Regions from separate parts of the Homo sapiens genome. Here region 1 is linked to region 2. Evidence: chromatin contacts called from ENCODE Hi-C or POLR2A ChIA-PET data. All regions are on one chromosome and are shown on one strand. The core of a region is the stretch at or near the end of the contact, and the rest is flanking DNA. Distances in the headings are between cores, read along the strand shown.

Evidence for each region. Hi-C counts contacts between places; a loop is a spot of excess contacts on that map. ChIA-PET counts read pairs that join two places held with the same protein, here RNA polymerase II (POLR2A). Pooled maps may share reads with other maps.
Region 1: a loop to region 2 is called in a pooled map, with 3 times the contacts of the local background. The contact joins the promoter of HEPACAM here to the enhancer-like site in region 2. A Hi-C loop is called at or near these places in 1 of 50 pooled maps. POLR2A ChIA-PET finds 5 or more read pairs at or near these places in 3 of 52 experiments (OCI-LY7, SK-N-SH and T-cell).

What each region holds. Positions count from the first base shown.
Region 1 is chr11:124,932,935-124,937,475 of GRCh38, reverse strand. It overlaps HEPACAM (hepatic and glial cell adhesion molecule), which reads left to right and starts at 1,429. Exons shown (of 7, transcript NM_152722.5): 1 at 1,429-1,554. The coding sequence starts at 1,470. All of the region lies in intron 1 of LOC107984406 (a long non-coding RNA gene), which reads right to left.
Region 2 is chr11:124,640,885-124,645,408 of GRCh38, reverse strand. All of the region lies in intron 7 of SIAE (sialic acid acetylesterase), which reads left to right. Among named protein-coding and RNA genes, the nearest start is that of TBRG1, 20 kb to the right of the region's middle. Within about 2 kb of position 2,133, at least 3 of the 41 ENCODE cell types and tissues checked have a DNase peak (open chromatin) inside an H3K27ac peak, as active enhancers do.

The DNA.
Region 1 (4,541 bases), core at 180-2,679, 290 kb before region 2:
TCTTTTTGTGTACCTGCTATAATAACATTACCTCTTCCAGTGGAAGAAAGGTGCCTTGAGTTGTCTAGGGAAAAGTCATAAACACAGAAATGCAAAAGGAAAAAAGAATCCCCTTTATATATTTCAGAATGTTTTCAGAGAGGTCTGTGAAGTTCAGTGCTTCCCAACTCTTCTCCCTCTGCCGAGGCTCAGAAGGGCTATGTAATAATGCTTCAGTTCTAGAAAGTTGACCTACTCAGGCTTTCTCCAGTATGTAAAAAGAATATTTAGAGAGATAATTGCTGCACTTACAAAACCAAGACCAGGGGTTAGGGATGACCAAGAAGGAAGTTGTGAAGTTTGGTCTCCCAAAAATATAAAGATCCCAGCATGAATGAAAAAAGAAACAAGGCAATTTTTAAAAAGTTTAAAACATCATCTCTGTAACAAAGGATTTGCTAGGTACTCTTCTGTACCAAATCTCCATCAACGCTCCCAACAATTCCCCTCAAGGAAGCTCTTCTTTTCCCCATTTTACAGATGAGAAATTGAAGGCTCAAAGAGGTTGCGAGCCCATCCCAAGATCACAGTTACTAGGCATCCATTCCCTTGGCCGCCCTCATGAAAAGGTGTGAACACATGAATGGGGGTCAGAGTAGAGCTAGAGTGTTTCTCCTCTTCACAGCCTCAAAACAGGAGGGCACAGCTAGGCTGTTAAGCTGGTAACAGAACCCTAGGATGCTGGCTGTTAGGAGATGACCTTCATTTTGCTCAGACATGTTCTAGAAAATTGCCTGAAAGCAGGGGAATGAACAGAGTGGCTTCTGGAAAGAGGTGTCCAGCATCTATGTGATTCTATGATAGAAGAGAAAATTCCAAGCCACGGAAAGACAAGTGTAACAATAATAGAATTCAAGCTGTTTTCCAGTCTTCTTCCTTTGGGATGGAACAGGGGTTTTCCATTTCTTCAGCAGTTGTCTGGAGTCTTTCACTTCCCAGCTTTTTAAAATCTCTTCTCCCTCCCTTTTCAGAGCTTATTGGAGGTCTGTCCTGGCATGTACCCTCCTCCTCAGGGAGAAGGAGTGTTAGGTGGAGACAGGGTAGGTTGGGACACAAAGTCCAGTTAAGTGTGTGTCCCAGCTCAGTGCTCTGAGCCCAGATCCTCATCTCCCTGGGTAGTGAGGCTCAGCACAGACAAGCAACCAACTGCTGGGCTGCCGGTGCCCCCCATGTTGGAACCTGAGTTGGAGATTATCTCCTAAGCAGATACCTGCTTCCAAACTGGGGATGTAGGGCTTGGAAACTAGAAAATGCCAGGTCTGAGGGAGAGGAAAGAACAAGTCCAGCAATACACAGAGCTCTGTGTATTCAGAGGGAAGTTGGCAGGGTTGTGTTCGGGCAGAGAAACTCCGAGTGGTACAAAGGGGACGTGCCCAGAGTGGAGAAATCATGCTAATTGTCTGCACTAGAGCTGGAGAACGCCACCCAAAATGAAGAGAGAAAGGGGAGCCCTGTCCAGAGCCTCCAGGGCCCTGCGCCTTGCTCCTTTTGTCTACCTTCTTCTGATCCAGACAGGTAGGAGGCCAGAGGGTAAGAAAGGGTCTGAAGAAAGGACCCGGGGCTTTTACAGCAGACGGAGGGGAGAGTGGAGGGCCTGAATGCCTTTGGGGCAGGAGTGGGGGAGAGTTCAGCTGCCGTGGGAAACATGTCAGGGAATTCAGGCATTAGCGTTGAACGTATTTCTTTATTTTGTGTGCCTCCCGCGCGGCCCCTACCCCCTTCCCCCAAAAGGCTGCATGACTTTGGAGCTCCCACGGCATTCAGTACATTAGATGGCGGGCACTGGGCCATTTCGTATGGGATGACTTGTTGGCGTGGGCCAGTCTGGCATTCTTTCCAAGGGATTGTGGTGGGGCTTGATGGGTAGGGGTAGGGGAAATTTTCTTTTTATACCTCCCCAGCCCCCGACTCTGGCTTCTCTGTGTGTAAAAGAGTAAGGCAGATGAAAGAAGCTTTGGAGATAATGAGCCTCCTAATGTGGGATAGTCATACCCACCTATCCATAATTCACTCCACTCCATAGCTGCTTACCTCCTCTACCGCCCCCTACCAATCCTTTGAGAAGTGATCTTATTTAAATATACCTATTTATGAGTACATACACATATACACACACACACACACACACAATTACAGAGCACCTAGGAATTCACAACTTAGTGAGGCAAACAGATGTGGAGATCATTTTACTAAACTGCAGGAACTATCATAAGTCAATTATGCAGAGAATGCATAGCAATCAGAGAAAGGTCACCTACCCCATCCAGGAAGCTGGTGCTGGTGGAGGGGGTGTTGGTAGGGTAGGACACAGGGTGTGGGAATATCAGGGGGAGGTTTTCTGGTAGAAGGAATGTGTGCACTGAATTTTAAAAGATGGGGAAAAAAGGTAGGAGTATAAGTGGGTGTTAGGGTTGGGAAATGAGCAAAGGTCAACAGCTTGAAATAACATCAAGTGTTTAGTCAGAGCCCAGCAGTTCATCACTGCTGGAGAGAAAAGCATGAATTGAGTGAGGCAAGAGCTTTGTAAACCAGACTCGTAATCTGGGGATTGAGAGGTGAGGGAATGAGCGGTTTTTAATTTGGGGACTGTCAGGGTTACATGTACCTTTCAGATAGCTTACTCAGTCTGCAGGGGGTCATTCGAGGGGAAACTGGAGGCAAATAAAATAAGAAAGGAAGTTTGTATTCATTTTCTAGGGCTCCTATAACAAAATACCACAAACTGAGTGGCTTAAACAACAGAAATGCATTATCTCAAAGTCGTGGAAGCCAGAAGTGGGAGATCGAGGTGTCAGCAGGGCCATGCTCTCTCTGAAGCTTCTAGGGAGGGCTCTGCCTTAGGGTTCTCTCCTAGCTTCTGGTAATTCCTTGACTTGTGGCAGCATCACTCCAGTCTTGGTATGGCATTCCCCGTGTTTGCATGTCTATGTCCACATTTCCCCTTTTTATAAGGACACATACTAGATTAGGTCCATCCTACTCCAGTATGATCCCTTCTTATTAGATCTGCAGTGACCCCATTGCCAAATAAGTTCACATTCTGAGGTACTTGGGGGTTAGGACTCCAACGTATGAATTTGAGGGGAACACAGGTCAAAAAGCTATTGCAATAGATCAAGAGAGAAATAGGAGAAATAACATGGACTGAAATTATAATAAAGATAGAAGGAATGAGGCATGTTGAGAAAATATTTTAGAGGTAAAGTCAGGAGCTAGTGACCTGTAGGAAGTAGGAGGATTTAGGAAGGGAAGGAGGATTGCTGTGTGAAACCTTAAACAAAAAAAATGAGTATCATACATGTTTAGATTGAAATACTTATGAGGCTTCCGTGTGAAGATGTCACATAGCCTGGAGTTGGGTGGCAGAGAGGTCAGGGTTGGAGAGAGGTATTTGGCAGCCGTTAGCCCATAGGTGAGAGTTAAAACAATAAGAATAGATAATATTACTTAGGAAGGGAAAAACGTGGGATGAAAATGAAACATCATGTAACCTCAAGATTTGTAGAGGAAGCAGAGGAAGAAATGCCCATTAAGGAGACAAAGAGAGAACAGCCAGAGAGACAGAAGGACTAGAAGCCTGTGGTGCTGTCCAGAAAATCAAGGGAGTTGAGAGTTTTCAGGAGTAGATCAATACCATTGAAGTTGTCAAAGAGATCCAATGTGACAAAGACCCAAAAGAGCCCATTGGATAAGGCAATTAAGAGGTTACTGTTGGCTTTGGTGAAATGACAATGAGCTGAAGAAATAATGAGAGCTGAAGGTATGGAGACAGTGAGTTGAGAATAGGAACGACACAAATATACAAAGCAGAGATGGCCCTAAACTCTTTCCGGTCATCAAATGGTAAGGAAAAAAATTATAGAAAGATCACGTCGGTCAGTAAGACTGGGACAAAACAAAAGGTGATCAAGGATATTCTATGTGGAAAAATGTAACTTAGTAAATACACCAAAACATTCTAAATGTGGCCGGGAGCGGTGGCTCATGCTTGTAATCTCAGAACTTTGGGAGGCCTAGGCAGTTGGATTGCTTGAGCCCAGGAGTTCGAGACCAGCCTGAGGAACATGGCGAAACCCCATCTCTACAAAAATGAAAAAATTAGCCAGACCTAGTGGTGCACGCTTGTAATTCCAGCTACTCAGGAGGCTGAGGTGGGAGGATTGCTTGAACCAGGGAGGTCAAGGCTGCAGTGAGCCATGATCACGTCACTGCACTTCAGCCTGGGTAACACCAAGAACCTTTCTCAAAAAAAAAAATTATAATGTAAGTTATGCTAATAGGATATTAGTTAATGACCTATGATAGATAAGAGGTAAGTGCTGGGAGAGGCCATTGTACTGCTGTGGACTAAAGAGTAATAAGAGCTGAGATTCTAGAAGGAATCCCTGCCATCCCTAATATATTATTTAGGAAAATGTTTGCTTCTGGGACCAATAAATTCCAAAATTTAAGTTCCTGGCAGTAACTATGTGATAGCCCATTGTAGTTTCAGACTAGGCCTG
Region 2 (4,524 bases), core at 884-3,383:
AATCGCTTGAACCCAGGAGGCGTAGATTGTGGTGAGCATTGCACTCAGCCTGGGCAATAAGAGCGAAACTCCGTCTCAAAAAAAAAAAAGAAATATAGCAATCAGAAAGACCTGATTCTTGTACTTATGCCTTACAGTTTAGTGAAAGTCCCTTAACCTCCAGGTTTTAACTTTATTATCACCAACAAAAACATGCTGGTTACTAGTGGAAGTCTGGAAATATAAACATATCCCTTCAAAGGGAAATACCCAGCATGACAGCGTCATGGTTCAGACTGAGTCTGAGCTAGACTAAGTGCATTCAGATGCTAGCTGTGACACCTCCTGAGCCACGTGATTTCGAACACGATACTGAACTCTTTGTTATTTTAAATATTGAATGAGTTCATCCATGGAAAGCCGGGAACATACCAGATAATGTTAGTGTTGAATATTGTTGATGAGAGAAATCAGAAGATCTGGAGGGACAGTTGGTCTGTAAGGAAAGAGGAACTGGCTTCATAGAAGTGCTAAGTTTGAAATGATGGTTGCAGTGACTAGAGTACAGCTAGAGATGGAGGATGTGAGTTCCACGGAGAGACCAGGGCTGGACACGTGTATCCCAGACTTATTAGCAGAAAGGCCACCTGGAGCCTGAGAGCGAAACAGCAAGAGGCTAGGGGCTGGAGTCCCAAGGAGTGTGGTTTTTAAATAGGGATTTGGAGGAACAGTTGAACAGACCACAAACTGCAGCATGTTATTTGTGAGCGTGGCCAGCTTTATATTCTTTGGCTGGTCCACGCCTTTATTAGCCGCAGTATTTCTACCAGCCACTGTGGGAGACGGATTAGCGCCCCACTGTATCTCAGATTAGGAAAACAGGAATTTCATGTGGGTGTGGAGTACGCCGGTGCCCCCATGTGGCGAGTATATAATAGTGCAGTCAATGAAAAAGTGAATTGCTGCAAGAATTCTCAGCAAACTGCCATTTTGAGAAAATTCCCTTGACTTGAGGGACTGTTATTAGCATTGCTCCCTGTTGAGCTTCAGGCTAGTTTTTTTTTTTTTTTTTTTTTCTCACCACAGACTCTTTCCTGTGGCGTTGTTACTGTGATCTTCATTATGACCCTGGCTGGTGCACATGGTTCCACTTTGTCTTCTGGGTGTGGAAGAAGTAGGGTGACTTAATAGATTTTTTATTCCCATTTTCTAGTCTTCATGAGATTCTACTGTGAGGCTTCAGTGGCACCTTCTATCATTTCCTATGTTAAAGCTGATTTGCCTAAGATAATTTTAATAAGAGAATTGTAAATGGCCTATTGGTTCCATATCATATCCAAGGCTCCTTTCTGTTATTATTGCAACCTCTCCGTGTACTCCTGATGATTTTCTCATCTTTCTGGAGCAACTCAGAGAGCAGAAAATATCCTCGATTCAAAGTTGCATTTGGCCACATTCATAGGGATGATGTCAGGTATTTTCTGGGCTGTGAGTAATAAGGCTGGGTGGAACAGTCTGTGTAAAATGCAGTCCTCTGATGGGGTCAGACATTTTGAAATGGAGTCAAAAAAAAATGTTGTTGCTGGCCCAGACTGCTTCCCAGTTTGTGGTTTGACTTACAGTTAGATCATGGTTTGTAAAAGAGAGATAATAGGTTGATGCCTCTCATTGGCTGGAACTGGAGCTAAGAATAAGATGCTATCTAAATCAAAGGACAGGGTGATGTAAACATCAGAAAAAGAAGGAAGAAATAGCTGGACTGCCTGTGTCATAGTAATAGTAAAGATTTTTTTCTCTGGGAGCCTGTGTGTTTTGCAGGAGTAGGAGTGTATCAACTTTCCGTTTAGATGAAAACAAATCCTGTTAACTCACTCTGCATTCAGAATCTGACCACTTCTCACTACCTTTACTCCTCCTGCGCTAGTCTAAGCCACCATCATCTCTCCCTTGTATTATTGCCTCCTAACTGGTCTTCTTCCTGCTTTTACCTTTTTTTCTCCTCCTGTAGGATATTCTCAATATATCAAAGTGACTCTTTGAAGTGTAAGTCGGGTCGGAAGGCTCCAGTGGGTCCCCGTGTGCTGAGGTCAGCAAGGCCATACATGATGTGCCCCCTGCCCACATTACCCGCCGACCTCACCTTCTAATTCTCTCTGCCTTGCATATGCCACTCCAGCCACACTGGCTGCCTTACTTTTCTTTAAGCACGCTAGGCATACTCCCGTCCTGGGGCCTGCCATTTTCTTTTCCATTCTTCATGGAAAGTTCTTTTCCTGCTGTTTTAGTTTTCTATTGCTGAGTAAGAAATGACTGCATATTTAGCAGCTTAAAACAATACAACACACATTTATTATCTCAGTTTCTATGGGTGAGAAGTCTGGGCGTGCATGGCTTAGCTGGATCTTCTGCTGAGGGTGGAAGTGAAGGTGTCAGACAGAGCTGGAGTCTCATCTGAGGCTTGGAGTTCTCCTCCAAGTTCATGTGGTTGTCGGCAGAATTCACCTCCTTGAAGCTGTAGAACTCATGGCAGCTTACTTCTTGAAGGCCAGCAGGGGAGGGGGCCTGGCTTCTAGACCCTCTTTGAAAGGACTCACCTGATTAGGTCAGGCTCACCATGATACTCTCCCTTTTGATCAATGTGAAGTCAGCTGACTGGGGACGTTACTTGTAACATCTGCAAAATCCCTTCACTTTTGCCATATACAACATAATCACAGGAGTGATATCCCATTACCTTTGCCATAGCCTATTGGTTAGAATCAAATTACGAGTTCCCCCTACCACAAAGAGGAGAGTATTGTATAAGGATGCGGCTCCCTGTGGGTCATCCGCCTAACATACCCAGATATCCTCATAGCTTCTTTGCGCATCTCCTTCTAGTCTTCATTCAACTCTGACACTCTCTCCTCCTTCCCTATTATATTTTTCTCCAGTGCACTTGTCACTTTCTCATAGGATATGTAGTTTACAGATCTATCTTGTTATTCATTCTCTCTTTCCACTAGGGTATAAGAATGGGAAGGGATTCTTGTGTTTTGTTCACTGCTCTATCTCCTAGGCCAGTATTAGTGCATGACACAGAGTAGGTGCTCAGTAAATATTTGTTAAAAGCATGAATAAATACATGAGCTGACTGATAATACATGAGCTGTGGATCCTTCACAGGCTCTTTCTGGAACAATATTATTCCCCAAATATTCTGGTGCTACTTGGATGCCTGAGATGCCACACAGTTAATTCAGATGCCGTGGCTTCCGAATGATGGATTTTACCCTTCCTCTTGTTCTCCATATCCAGTTGGTTGCCTGGTTTTGTCAGTTTTTATTATTTCTCATCATCCCGTTCTACTACTATCTCTGTAGATTAGATCTTTGTTTTTGTGTCTAGAATATTATAATAGCTGCTTAACTAATCTGTCTCTCTGCGTTAAGTCCTTTATTTTGGTTTCTTTTTTTTTTTTTTTTTTTTTTGAGATGGAGTCTTGCCCGGTTGCCCAGGCTGGAGTGCAGTGGCACAATCTTGGCTCACTGCAACCTCCGCCTCCTGGGTTCAAGTGATTCTCCTGCCTCAGCCTCCCGAGTAGCTGGGATTACAGGCATCTGCAACCACTCCCGGCTAATTTTTTGTATTGTTAGTAGAGAAGGGGTTTCATCATTTTGGCCAGGCTGGTCTTGAACTCCTGACCTCAGGTGATCCACCCACCTCGGCCTCCCAAAATGCTGGGATTATAAGCGTGAGCCACCATGCCCGGCCTTATTTTGTTTTTTGCCAGAGCCATTTGTATGATCACTAGAACAATCTTTTGAAATGGTCCTTTGATCATGTCAGTAATTTCAGTGGCTCTGTAATTTCTTAATTGAGGTGAAAGTCATATAACATGCAATTGAGTTCAGTAGCACGTTAGCACATTCACGATGTCGTGCAGCTATCACCTCTACAGAGGTTCTTTATTGTTTAATACAAAAGAATCAACTATACAAACACTTGCCTTGCTATCTTTCCAACTTTGCCTTTCCTTCACAAATCCTCCAGTCCACCTGGATTGCCCCTCTCTCAGAACGACCATTCTCCTCCCCACCTTTGCATCTTACATGCTTCTAACATGTGAAGTGTGAGCAGTACTGCCTGTAGTGACTTCTCATATTTTTGATGCCCATTTGTTTTAATGAATTCTGAGACCACGTTTTCCTATAATAATAATCTTTGCCTGTTCTAAATGTTTAGTACTTGCTGTCTGTGGCACTCATTTAACATTTAATCCATACTATTTTATATGTTTATGAAACATAAACCCATTCAATCCTTATGTTTATTTCTTATGTGTAGGTCTGTCCTCCTCAACAAAGCTGTAAAGTACTTGTACCAGTTAGCTACTGCTGTGTAACAAACTACCTCAAAACCCCCGGCCTAAAATAGCCTTTCTTATATAGGTAGCTCTTGTCTGGGGAGCTGGGGTTTGGGTGATTTGGCTAAGCTGCAGATCTTTGGGCTCTTTCAGACCTCTGTGGGTCAGCAGGGGCGCTCTTGTCCTTCTCCAGGGAGCAG